Regions from separate parts of the Homo sapiens genome. Here region 2 is linked to region 1. Evidence: chromatin contacts called from ENCODE Hi-C or POLR2A ChIA-PET data. All regions are on one chromosome and are shown on one strand. The core of a region is the stretch at or near the end of the contact, and the rest is flanking DNA. Distances in the headings are between cores, read along the strand shown.

The links. A loop is a pair of places that touch in the nucleus more often than their neighbours do. ChIA-PET counts read pairs that join two places held with the same protein, here RNA polymerase II (POLR2A). Pooled maps may share reads with other maps.
Region 2: a loop to region 1 is called in a pooled map, with 11 times the contacts of the local background. The contact joins the enhancer-like site here to the promoter of ZNF213 in region 1. A Hi-C loop is called at or near these places in 6 of 50 pooled maps. POLR2A ChIA-PET finds 5 or more read pairs at or near these places in 3 of 52 experiments (PC-9, activated B cell and endothelial cell of umbilical vein).

Annotation. Positions count from the first base shown.
Region 1 is chr16:3,132,629-3,139,232 of GRCh38, reverse strand. ZNF213 (zinc finger protein 213) reads right to left here and starts at 4,204. Exons shown (of 6, transcript NM_004220.3): 1 at 3,846-4,204; 2 at 1,554-2,067; 3 at 692-815; 4 at 415-488; 5 at 135-258. The coding sequence starts at 1,952. It overlaps ZNF213-AS1 (ZNF213 antisense RNA 1), which reads left to right and starts at 4,351. Exons shown (of 6, transcript NR_110900.1): 1 at 4,351-4,603; 2 at 6,291-6,383. RefSeq lists enhancers at 269-769, 4,254-4,443, 4,454-4,623 and a silencer at 3,914-4,143.
Region 2 is chr16:4,304,035-4,310,638 of GRCh38, reverse strand. No RefSeq gene overlaps it. Among named protein-coding and RNA genes, the nearest start is that of GLIS2, 8.7 kb to the left of the region's middle. RefSeq lists an enhancer at 4,816-5,328. Within about 2 kb of position 2,943, at least 35 of the 41 ENCODE cell types and tissues checked have a DNase peak (open chromatin) inside an H3K27ac peak, as active enhancers do; they include endothelial cell of umbilical vein, where a contact is called at or near this core.

The DNA.
Region 1 (6,604 bases), core at 2,955-5,454:
GAGTTACTCAGGCTCCTGGCAAGACCTAGGGAGAGCCTGCTTTGGAACCAGCTAAGGATGGGGTGGGAAACAAGACTGAAGTTCCAGCAGAATCGGGGGCGGCCAGCCTGGACCCAAAGGCCCTGGGTGCTTACCCAGGGTGGTGTTCCGGGAGTTCTCCCGCTTTATGTCCCAGAAGAGATCCCGCTGAGCAGGGTCCAGGGTGCCCCATTCTTCCCGGGAGAAATAGAATGGGATGTCTCCCAATGCCACAGGTCCCTGGAATGGGGTGAGAAGACCCGGCTCAGGCCTCCCAGCAGCACTGGCGGGGACAGGATGGGTCAGATGAAAGAGGCCTGATGGGACAGCAAGTCCCATTTTACAAACTCAACAGGGCCAAGTGCCTTAAAGAAGACAAAGGGACTGGTGACTCACATGGACCCCAGAGACAAAGCAGGTGTCCGTCGTCTCTCCGGGACGACCCTCTTTAAGAAGAGCAGGAGGCTGGGCTGAAGGAGAAGAATGGAGCCTTAGAAAGGCCAGCCCAGGCTTGACACCGACGCCTATGGCCTCCCCAGCCTGTGCGCATGCACACACGCCCTGGACTTCACAGAGGGAGCTGTCCTGCCTGTGACCCTTAGGGCAACGCCGGTGACAAAGCTAGGTCCCTGCCCAGCCACTCGACTGTCCACAAGAACGGAGGCTTACTCACCGCTATGGCTGTGCTGCTCCTGGGGAACAGACGGCCGCCTCCGTGCCCCCACCGTCGGGGGAGGCCCCGTGGCCTGGGATCCCCGGCCTGCAGCCTCGGGTTCCGCCTCCTCCGAGGGCACATCCTGTGCAGGAACCACAACATGCTCATCAGCCCGAGACCAGACCGGGGGAGACAGAGTTTACTCCCTGGGAAGGAGACACAGGACATGACCCTCAGGATGCTGGGGTGTGGGAAGGAGACCAATATGGTGCCCCAGGAAAAGTCCGGAGGAGAATGTGATACCAGGTAATGCTGTGTGCCCAAGGATGCTCCCCGATCATTCACGAGGCAAGAACCAGCCCTGAAAGGCCAGAATCACAGCCACTTAGCAAGGGGGTAGCTGGGGACCCTCCTGCCAAAGGCAGAACCCCATCCCCCAGCCACTCATTAGAACCTCCCCAGATGCATCCAATGTGAAGGACCCAACATCCCACAAGGTAGCAGAGGCCCCGGACAGCTCCACCTTCTCGCCCCACTCTGGAGCTGGCTCTATGCACACCCTTGTGTCCCCAGAGCCAGGCCTAGAGCAAAATGCAAATAAACATCAGCAGACCCTGCATGGAGCTAAAACCTCCTGTCTGGAACATTCGCACTTCAGCCCTATTGCTGCCTTCCAAAGCCACAAAAAATAAATCACATTTACTTTGGATCGCATCTTTCAGAAAGGCACCCATGGCACACTGTGCTTGTGTGCCTGCTCCTGGGGGCTCTGTGTCTCCCCTACCCTGTGAGCCTCTGGGAGACTTATCTCTGCAGGTTACCCACTTCTCTCGAGCTCAGATACCATCCAGGTGCCCCTGGATGTGGAAGGGCCCCTCACCTGTCGCCAGGCTTTCACTGGCTGCTTCTGTAGGTCCTCCACCAAGGCGACAGCCTCCTCACCGCTTCCCGGGTGCTGCTCACGCACCCAGCCCTGGATCTCCCCTGGCAGCACTGTCAGGAACTGCTCCAGCACCAGCAGCTCCAGGATCTGCTCCTTGGTACGCAGCTCGGGCCGCAGCCAGCGGCAGCAGAGCTCCCAGAGCTGGCTGAAGGCCTCATGAGGCCCATGCACATCCCCGTAGCAGAATTGCCGGAAGCGCTGGCGGCAGGCTTCGGAATCCCTGCCATCCTCATGCTGGGCAGATTCCTGTTCCCAGGAGGAATCTTCCACTTTCACAATCAGAAGCCCTTCTCCCTCCCCAGGGGCCTGGTCCTGGGCCTCCAAGGGGGCTGCCATTCCCCTGGCCTGAGGCTCAGGGTTGGTCGGCTTCAACCTGGGCCCCAGAACCTGTACTTTCAGTCTCCCAGAGGGATCCCCTGTGGTAGCTGGGCTGGCATCTGGATGTGTACTCCTGGGGAAAGAGCAAAATGGCAGGACTGAGGAGGAAGGATGTGGAATACACGAGCAAACCCCAGGCTGAAGAGCCATCCAGTCCCCATCCTTTCATGGCCCTGAAGCCTTTTCTAGGCTTTACTGTAATGCCTTGCTCATGTGACTGTCTCTCCTATTAACACAGGCCCACAAGCTCTCATCCCAAAGCCAGAAATCCAAAACCCGGGTGTTTCATAACTCTTTGACAGCAAAACCCAATGTCATTCATTTGGCAGCACCACCTGACCTGATATAAGCATATTTATAATCTCAATTTATTCCACTAAATGTAAATGTTCAAAATTATGGTGGAAATATTAATAACATATATCTTCAGTTTATAAAATTTCATTGAGCTATACCCACTCGTGTGTTTTTCTGTATTGCACATTATACATCAATTAAATATCTTTTTTTTTTTTTTTTACTGAGAGAGAGTCTCACTCTGTCGCCCAGGCTGGAGTGCAGTGGCGCAATCTCAGTTCACTGCAACCTCTGCCTGCCAGGTTCAAGCGATTCTCCTGCTTCAGCCTCCCAAGTAGCTGGGACTACAGGCACCAGCTACCACGTCCAGCTAATTTTTTGTATTTTTAGTAGAGACGAGGTTTCACCATGTTGGCCAGGATGGTCTCAAACTCCTGACCTTGTGATCCACCCGCCTCGGCCTCCTAAAGTGCTGGGATTACAGGCGTGAGCCACTGCGCCCGGCCTAATTAAAAAATTTTAACTGATATGTTTCATTATTTAGTGTTGCCCCAGATCCCTCTGGAGATGTGCTTGATATATCGTCTGTGCACTATATTATCTTTCTCAAATTTGAAAACCTCTGAATTCCAAAACACATCTGGCCCTGAGGTGTCACAGAAGGGCTTACAGACACCATCCAAAGCCATTTATCCACAGGTACATATAAATGTATGACACATTTATACCTTACATTGTTACTCTCTACTGAAAAGTGTATTATGCAATTTTCAGTAATCGATTTTTTGTTTCAACAATAAAAATACAAACTGGCCGGGCTTGGTGGCTTATGCCTGTAATCCCAGCATTTTGGGAGACAGACACAGGATGATTGCTTGAGGCCAGGGGTTCAAGACCCCTTTGGGAAGACAATGTGAGACGCCATCTGTACCAAAAAACAAAAAAAGCCAGGTGGGGCTCCTGTAGTCCCAGCTACTGGGGAGGCTGAGGAGGAAAGATTGCTTGAGTCCAGGAGTTTGAGGTTGCAATGAGCTATGATCGCACCACTGTACTCCAGCCTGGGCAACAGAGTGAGACCATCTCAAAAAAAAAAAAAAAAGAAAGAAAAGAAAAGTAAAAAGAAAATGAAAAAAATACAAACCATCTTAATAAAAAAGGGAAGATTCAAACAATATAGAAATCTGTAAAACTCTCCCTTCCTCAATACCATTGTACCCCCCGACTTAACAGTCTGACAAATGACGTCCCAGACCTTTTCCTGTGCTTTTACTAAAAAAGTCATCCATAGCGGGGAGAAAAGGTGCTTGATGTGTTTCTACATAAATGAGACCTTACTGCACAGACATTAGCGGCACTATGAGCTTCCGCGGTATGGATATGCTCTAGTTTCTTAATCAATACTCGAGTGATGCATTCGGGTTGTTTCCAATTCTTTAGTCCATCCTAAGCACTTTATTTATTCTGCTCCTCACAAGACCCCTGAAAGGTGCGCGCACCATTCTCATCCTCTGGTGACTTCGAAGAAGACTTTCCTCGAAGAGGGCCAGGACTCACCAGGGTCGCTCAGCAGGACACGGCAGGCGGGAAGGCGAGCCAGCCGGAGCCCCGCGCTGTCCACCGCAGCCTCGCCCGCGGGGCGAGCGGCGATCGTACAGGGGCGTCTGCCGGGGGACCAAGCTGGCAGAGCGGCGCGGGGGACCAGCACTTCCTAGCAGTGCGCGCGCCCTCCGGCCTCTGCCTCGGGGCGCTGATCCCGGCCACTCGGAGCCCGGTGCTTGATGTTGGAGCCAGGCGGCCAGAGGCCCCGTCCCCGCCCCGGCCCCCGCCCCCGCCCCCGCCCCCGAAACACACAACGCCCACTACGGCCCAGGAGATCCCACTTCCGCCGCGAGCTCCCGGCGCCGGAAGTCCTCGCGGGGCTCGCTGGGAAACTACGCTACGCAAGCATTCCCCAGCTCCCAGAAAGCCGTTCGTCCACTGAGCCCGCCTTCTCCATGACCGATGGCCAATGAACAGGAAGAATTCTCAGGCTGCCTATTAGAAGACAGAAACTCCATACGCGTCATACACCTGCACCCGGGAGGAAAGGCGAGGCTCTGCATCTAGATTTACCTCGTTCTCTTTTGTCTCCGCTTTTTTTTCACATTTCCTTGCGACCCTGGCCCTTGAGCGACAAAAAGGGGAAGCCAAGGCTGGCCCGAGGAACGGAGAGGGCACATGGCCTAGCCACAAGTGGAGCTTCTGCTCCGCCCGAAGGGATGCGCTGGAGCGGCCTCTTCCTTCTGCCACGGTCTTTCTTTGCCAACTAGTAGGTGAGGGCCGAAAGGCCGCGGGCCGTGGAGCTCGGGCCGGGGAGACTCTTTTCTAGCCTCTTGGGTCCCGCTCCTCCCAATTCCCTGGAGAGGCGTCGAGCTTGCTGGGAAGTGCCCTCGGGTAAGGGGCGCGGAGCCTCCTGCGGCGATCCTCTGTCTTCGGGTCGCCTTAGCAGGACGCGGCAAGCGGGACACTGACCTGGCCGGAGTCCCGCGTTCTCTCACCAGCTGCTTTGTCCACGAGTTGCTGCTGGGCGTCAGGGGTCCCACGGCCCGGAGGGATCTAGAGCAGGGGGGCTCGGGGTCCTTTCCATACCCTCGGATCCTCTCCCACTCTCTCCACGCCTCGACCCGGAGATGATTTCAGGCTCCAGATCTCTTTCATAAATGGAAAGAGTTTTTTTGGTTTGTTTTGTCTTAATTATGTAGGTGTTGCATGCTTGGAAGAGAAAATTTAGAAAATTAATTGGAAAACCATAAAGATAGCTTTCTCGTGATAGCCACAAGGCTTGCTCCCTCATTCTGCTCATATGTCACCCCCTCAAGGAGGCCTTCCCCAGCTCTGTAAACAACCTGTGCTCGGCGTTAACTTTTCTCCCTAATGTTTATCACTACCTGACATATACGTGTTTCCCACGACTCAACGATAAGTGTTCATGAGGGCAGACACTTTTTAATGCCCTATGACAAGCACCTAGAATTGTGCCTGGCACATGGTAGATGCTTAGTAAATATTTGTTTAATGAATGAAGGTAAAAAACATTTCTAATACGACCATCCAGGAATAAGTACTATTCATGTTTTAGTGTGTTCTTACAGTTTTACTGTTCAGACAGTTATATGCCTGTGAATATATATTATATATGTGTGTATATATATATATATATATATATATATATTTTTTTTTTTTTTTTGAGACAGAGTCTCGCTCTGTCACCCAGGCTGGACTGCAGTGGCGCGATCTTGGCTCACTGCAACCTCCGCCTCCTGGATTCAAGCGATTCTTCTGCCTCAGCCTCCCGAGTAGCTAGGATTACAGGCATGTGTCACCACGCCCGGCTAATTTTGTATTTTTAGTAGAGACGGGGTTTCTCCGTGTTGGTCAGGCTGGTCTCGAACTCCTGACCTCAGGTGATCTGCCCGCCTCGGCCTCCCAAAGTGCTGAGATTACAGACGTGAGCCACCGTGCCTGGCGGAATTTTCATATTTTAAGTCCCCCACCCTTGGACATTTAGATTTTTTCCATCTTTCTGTATTTGCAGATATGCTTCTACGTACACCTTTATTCATTTGCTTGAACATTTCCCTGAGAAAAACTAGAAATGGAATTGCCAGATTACTTTGTGTACATGTTTCCAAACTGTCCTCCAGAAAGAATGTAATGCTTTGAACTTCCACTTGAGAATCAAATGTTTACCTTCCTCTGTTCCTCCAGATTTGGACATTTACAGTGTTCAGCCGTTGTTGTGGCATTCCAATTCAATTGGGAAACAGCTTGATGTAGCGTCCCCATAAGGTCCACAGTAATTAAATTTTTTTTTTTTTTTTTTGGTGCGGTAGTGCAATTTCATGGCTCACTGCAACCTCCACCTCCCAGGTTCAAGCGATCCTCCCATCTCAGCCTCCCTAGTAGCTGGGATTACAGGTGCACGCCACCACACCAGGCTAATTTTTGTATTTTTAGTAGAGATGGGGTTTCACCAGGTTAGCCAGGCTGGTCTTGAACTCCAGACCTCAAGGGATCCGCCTGCCTCAGCTTTCCAAAGTGCTGGGATTACAGGTGAGAACCACTGCACCCATCCTATTAAACTTTTAAATCATGATAGTTACCATGTATAGAGTGTTTATATGCCAGGCATTGAGCTAAGTCTTTTACGTCTTGCGCTCATTCTGTGCAACAGCCCAATGGGAGAAATTCCATGAATATAGTTACCATTTCCTTGATTTCTAGAGAAGCTGGATATGTTTTCTTTTTTTCCAGTATTATTTCTATTTATCCTT
Region 2 (6,604 bases), core at 1,694-4,193, 1.2 Mb before region 1:
ATCCGCCTAATTTTTGTATTTTTAATACGGATGGGGTTTTGCCATGTTGGCCATGCTGGTCTCTAACTCCCGACCTCAGGTGATCCACCCACCTCAGCCTCCCAAAGTGCTGGGATTACAGGCATGAGGCACCGCGCCTGGCCCTTAGACCCTATCTCTAAAAAACCAAAAAAAACAAAAAAACAAAAGAAGTAACCCTTGAGACCTACATTGTAGATGTAGGAGAGATGACAGGAATCAGAATGGATGAATGGTGGCAGATCCAGACCTCTGGCCCTTGACCTTGGCCAAGCCCTCTAACCTCTCTGAGCCTCGGTTTCCCCATCTATGAAATCGCAGTCCTCAGGGTACCTATTACCACTGGCCTCTGTGAGGCTCAGTGGGAAGTGCACAGAAAGGGCTTCCAGCAGCACGTGGCTGGGAGAAAGAGCCCGCAAATGGTAGCTATTATGAATGAAGCAGCCCACAGCGGGCAGAGCCCAGTCACAAGGCAGGAGTGATGGAGGGAGTGAGATCAGGATGACTTATCAACCCTGAGCCGGTGGCCTGGCGAGCCTCTCTCTCCATTGGCGCTGGCTGGCTGAGCCTACAGAGCTGGGGCTGTCTGCGGGTGGGGTGTTTATTCTAGGAAGCGGCCCTGGCTGCTTCTCATTCCCTGCCCCAGGGAGAAAGGAGGGCTTCAAGTCAGAACCGAAGCCATGCTGGGCCTGGCATGTACAACACAGCGCCACCTGCCCGCAGGGCCCAGAGCTGAAAATGCCCAGGAGGTGCAGCCCCAGGGGCCTGGCTGGGACTTGCAGATGTGAGACACTCCCAGGGTGACCCACCTGACTCCCCAAGAACCTGTCCTGCAAAGCCTAAAATGCTCAGCTTTTGGAAGTCTAGAGACTGGGTCCTGCATTCCAGGGCGGGGACGGGATGGGGCGCCTGGGCTAGGGGGGAGAGTTCTATCAGAGGTGGGGATGTCCCTGGTGGCAGCGCTGTCACCCTTGGGCTCCTTCATCAGAGGCTTGCTTCATGGAAGCCATGTGAGCTATGCAGTTGCACAGGGCTGGCCCTTAGAAGGGCCTGAGTGTGGCTGAATGTTCTGCTGTCACCGTCTTGAAATTCTTAATCATTTTAGAACATGGCCCGCGAATTTTCATTTTACATTACGCAGCCTGTCCTGCCTTCATGGTTTCGTTTCTCCTAGCATGTAGCTTCTCCCTCCCATCAGTGTGGCGCACAGACCCAACCTTCAGCCACATCCAGCAAGACAGGAGTGCCTTAGGTAAGCCTCATTTCCTGAAAGGCCGTGGGAGACATGCACCTGCCACCCCAACCCAGCAGGACCAACCTTTCTGGAAAACCTGAGGCCGGCTGTGTGACGTGGGTGAGTCACTCAACTGCTCTGAACTTCTCGGTATCATAATATTGCACAGATCCTTGGGAAGTTTAAAAGAGGTAGTTTTGGGCTGGGCCTGGTGGCTCATCCCTGTAATCACAGCACTTTGGGAGGCCAAGGCAGGTGGATCTCTTGGGGTCAGGAGTTCAAGACCAGCCTGGTCAACATAGTGAGACACGGTGTCTACTGAAAATACAAAAATTAGCTGGACATGGTGGCACACGCCTGTAATCCCAGCTACTCAGGAGGCTGAGGCACGAGAATCGCTTGAAACCAGGAGGCAGAGGTTGCAGTGAGCTGAGATTGCACCACTGCACTCCAGCCTGGGTGACAGAGCGAGACGCCATCGCAAAATAAATAAATAAAAAGTAAAAAAGGTAGTTTTGGTTGGGCACAGTAGCTCACGCCTGTAGTTCCAGCACTTTGGGAGGCCGAGGCAGGAGGATTGCTTGAGCCCAGGAGTTCGAGAACAGCCTGGGCAACATACTAAGACCCTGCCCCATCTCTACAAAAAATTAAAAAATTAGCTAGTTGTGGTGGTGCATGACTGTAGTCACAGCTACTTGGACAGCTGAGGCGGGAAGATTGCTTGAACCCAGGAGGTGGAGGCTGCAGTGAGCCGATTGTGCCACTGAACTCCAGCCTGGGGGACGGAGTGAGACCCAGTCTCAAAAAAAAAAAAAAAAAAAAAAAGGCCGGTCACAGTGGCTCAGGCCTGTAATCCCAGCACTTTGGGAGGCTGAGGTGGGCGAATCGCTTGAACCCGGGAGGCAGAGGTTGCGATGAGCCCAGATCACGCCATTGCACTCCAGCCTGGGCAACAGAGCGAGATTCCAACTCAAAAAAAAAAAAAAATTTAAGATTATTGCAGGGCTGGGTGCGCCGTCTGACGCCTGTAATCCCAGCACTTTGGGAGGCCGAGGCGGGCAGATCACGAAGTCAGGAGTTCAAAACCAGCCTGGCCACCATGGTGAAACCACATCTCTACTAAAAATACAAAAATTAGCCAGGCGTGTTGGCGCGCACCTGCAATCCCAGCTACTCGGGAGGCTGAAGGAGGAGAATCGCTTGAACCTGAGAGGCGGAGCTTGCAGTGAGCCGAGATCGCGCCATTGCACTCCAGCTCTGGGCGACAGAAGACTGTCTGACGGGGTAGGGGAAAGATTGTTGAAGGCGCTAACTTGGAGGGAGAGGAGTCCGCCCGGGATCCCTAAGGACCTGCCCCGGGGAGGAGGAGCCGTCCCTCCCTTGGCCCCTCCCCTCCTGCCTTCCGAGGGAGGAGACCCCCCCAGGGCAGGAACGAGGGGGCGGAGAAGCGCGAGCGACACATTTTTGAGTCGTGACCAAGTGGAAACTCCCTCCCCGAGGCGGAAGCTGGGGGCGCCCCACTGGGGCCCAAGCCTCCGCCGGGGCGGGATTCCAAGCCAGGGGCGGGGCGCCGCCGGTGACCCGGGCCCCGCCTCTCGCCCGCCTCATGAATATGAACAAGCCGGCTGGTGAGCGGAAGTGCGAGGCGGCCCCAGGCTGGCTGGCTCTGCCGCTGAGAGGGGGGCGCGAGTCCGGGGGGCGTGGCCTGGCTCGGACGCCCCGCCCCTACCCCCACGCGGGGCCTCCTTCCGGCCGGCGCGCCCCGGACGTGACCTCGCGGGCGCGCGCCGGGAGCCGCCAGACTGGGCGCCGACAGCATCCTCCGGGGGTAGGCGCCCACAGTCATTCTTTCCATCGCTGCGGACACGGGAGTCAGAAGTGAAACAGTCCTGTCCTCGTGGGGCTTACGTTCCAGGCGCAAGAGCCACAGGTAGTCGAATTGGGAAACCGCCTCGGATGTCACATAAGCGCCCAGGGAGGACAGGGCAGGACAGGGCCTCCCTGGGGAGGTGACTTGAGTCAAGACTCAAAAGAGGGAAGCGAGGGAACAAGCCATGCGAGGAACTAACGAAGGAACATTCCAGAAAGATTTCACATCCCAAGCCTAAGGTCCAGGGGCAGCAGGCATTGAGGCGGATGTGGCTGGAGTGGAGAGAAAGAGGAATTAAAAGGATGGAGTAATGACAATAATGGCTCACATTTTTTAGCAAGAGGTGGGTTCACTACCTATCTGTCGTTATCTGGGGGGAAATTAGGCTCTGGGAGGTCAAATAACTTGCCCAAGGTCACACAGCTTGTAAGTGGCCAGACCAGCATTGGAACCCAAGGGGACGGATGTCTGAAACACACCCAGGAGTCCCAAGGTGGGATGACCTTGACCAAGACAGGCCCTTTACCCCTTGCCTCAGTTTCATCCCAAAGAGCTGCCCAAACACAGCTTAAAATCAGGGCACAGAGCAAGGGTGTAGCTGAGTGTGCGTAACATCTGTTCTCCTGGGAGATGCTTTTGTTGTCTGGGAAGCACTTGTCACCTCTCCAGGCTCTGGAGCAGGTACAAGTGGCTTCGGGGAGAAAGGGTGGGAGCCGGGAAGAGGCTGCTTCTGGTGGCAGGAGGAGAGAGGGAGTGGGTGAGGGGCCCCGGGCTGGCTGAGTGCTCTGGAGCATGACAAAGGCAGTGTCAGCCAGGCAGCTGTGTCCGCCACTAGCAACCGCGCAGGCAGCATCCCCCGCCATCCCTCTGAGCCTGGAGAGATTGAAACACACACAGTCAGCGTGCCTGCTGCCCAGGTGAGGTGCAGAAGGCCTGGGGGTTGCCAGTCTGGGCTCTGCCGCGAGAAAGTGGCTTTTCTGCAGCCGGAAGCGGGGAGGAAGTGTTTTCACCCTTCTACAAAGCTCTGTCTCTGCCTCTGGATCCACGGTGCTGCAGGCCTGAGGGCTCTCATGGGTACGGGCCTGGTGAGTAATCTAGAATTTGCCCCTTCCCCAGCCTGGTGCAGCCTCTAGTCTCGGCCTTCACGCTCTGCTGTAAAATGAGGCTGGGTCAGGAGTGGGACCCATCCTCCGTGTTTGAGGAGCTGGGCTATTACATGAGCCCCTACCTGAGGTCGCCAGCGAGTCAGAGGTCCTGGTGGGACCAGACCAAAATGGAACCTACTATCGGGCCCATTTTGAGAGGGAGACAGAGAGAAGTTAAAAGTACATGCACACACAGCTCTAAAGTAGCAGAGATGGCATTCAAGTCCAAAGCCTTTGACTCCAGGACGGGCACAGTGGCTCACACTTGTAATTTCAGCACTTTGGGAGGCCGAGGTGGGAGGATCTCCTAAGCCCAGGAGTTCAAGACCAGCATGGGCAACATGGTAAGACCCTATCTCTATTAGCGGGGCGTGATGGCACATGGCTGTAGTCCCAGCTACTCTGGAGGCTGAAGCAAGAGAATCGCTTGAACTTGGAAGGCAGATGTTGCAGTGAGCTGACAGAGCAAGATTCCATCTCAAAACGAACAATCAAACACTAGTCTTGCCCGGCGAGGTGGCTCAGGCCTGTAATGACCAGCCTGGCCAACATGGTGAAACCCCTTCTCTACTAAAAATACAAAAATTTGCTGGGCATGATGGCAGGCGCCTGTAATTCCAGCTACTTGGGAGGCTGAGGCAGGAGAATCCCTTGAACCTGGTAGGTAGAAGTTGCAGTGAGCCGAGACCGTGCTATTGCACTCCAGCCTGGGCAACAAGAGTGAAACTCCGTCCCCAAAAAGAAAAAAACACTAGCCTCAAGCCACAGCCATGTCTCCAACCTTCCCGGCCAGGTTTCTCAAAAGAGGGGGCTACCTGAGGTCACCCACTCCTGCCGAACTCCAGGTGGGCTTCCTCATCCCTTGCTCTATCCTAAACTGTTCCTTAAGTGACAGTTCACACCCTGACGTCTTCCAAGCTGAGACCCCACCAGCAGCTAGCTTTTCCTTTGTGGTTCCACCCACCTCCTAAATCCCTTTAGCAGCCGGGTGCGGTGGCTCGCGCCTGTAATCCCAGCACTTTGGGAGGCCGAGGCGGGTGGATCACGAGGTCAGGAGATCGAGACCACGGTGAAACCCTGTCTCTACTAAAAATACAAAAAAATTAGCTGAACGTGGTGGCGGGCGCCTGTAGCCCCAGCTACTCGGGAGGCTGAGGCAGGAGAATGGCATGAACCCGGGAGGCAGAACTTGCAGTGAGCTGAGATCGCACCACTGCACTCCAGCCTTGGCGACAGAGTGAGACTCCAGCTAAAAAAAAAATCCCTCTAGGGTCCTGCGCCTCTGCCTGTAGCCCCTAAAACCGAATACTCCTGAAAGTTTTATCCTGGGAACCCCTTTCCTTGACACTTTAACTCCGTGGAAGAGGCAAAAGTGAGGGGAACCCCCATCTCTACTTAAGAGTTCCCCACATATTTTTTATTATTATTTTTTTCGTGACGGAATTTCACTCTTTGTTTGCCCAGTCTGGAATGCAATGGCACAATCTCAGCTCACTGCAACCTCTGCCTCCCGGGTTCAAGTGATTCTTCCACCCTAGCCTCCCGAGAAGCTGGGATCACAAGCGCCCACCACCACACCAAACTAATTTTGTATTTTTAGTTGAGACGATTTCACCACGTTGCCCAGGCTGGTCTCGAACTCCTCAGATGATCGGCCCTCTGCCTCCCAAAGTGCTGGGATTACAGGTGTGAGCTCCTGCGCCCGGCTCAGAGTTCCCCATATTTATACTTGCCCTCCAGGGCACACTGGCCTCCATTTTTAGGGACTTGCTTGGTATCTGCCCTTGGGTAACCCACTGGAGCTTTCCAGTTGGACTCCTTGATTGGAGGGGAATCTGGCTACACCTGTCGCCCCAGGATGGACCAGCAGGGCCCGTCTTGAGGCTGCACTCGAGGATAGAGGAAAAAGTGTCATCTTTAAGAGTCCCACCGAGTAGCCAGGTTTCCCTGCCGGAAATTCCTGCCTTGTTTTCCTTTCCCTGGTAAAACTAGGAGAGCCACCTCATTTTCCTGAGCCCTGAGCCCTGAGCGCCCGCCCCCACCCCCGTTGGTTCTAGCTACACAGGCTTTCGGCCTCAGGGTTGCTTTGCACCATCCCCTTCCCCCGACCCAGGCAAGTTCGCTTCTGCTTCTCTCTTGCCCAGCCCTCATTAGCAGGCTCTGACACTTCTCAGCCGCCTGTCCGCTTTGCAGAGAACTGACATGTGAGCTGTGCCCAGGGACATCTGCTGAATGGGCGGGTCCCCTGCCGGACCAGTCCATCTGTCCCTCACTCAGTGTTCCTTCTGAGCTGAAGCTGCCCAGCATCCCCCATCTGTGTGAGTATTCACACAGCGC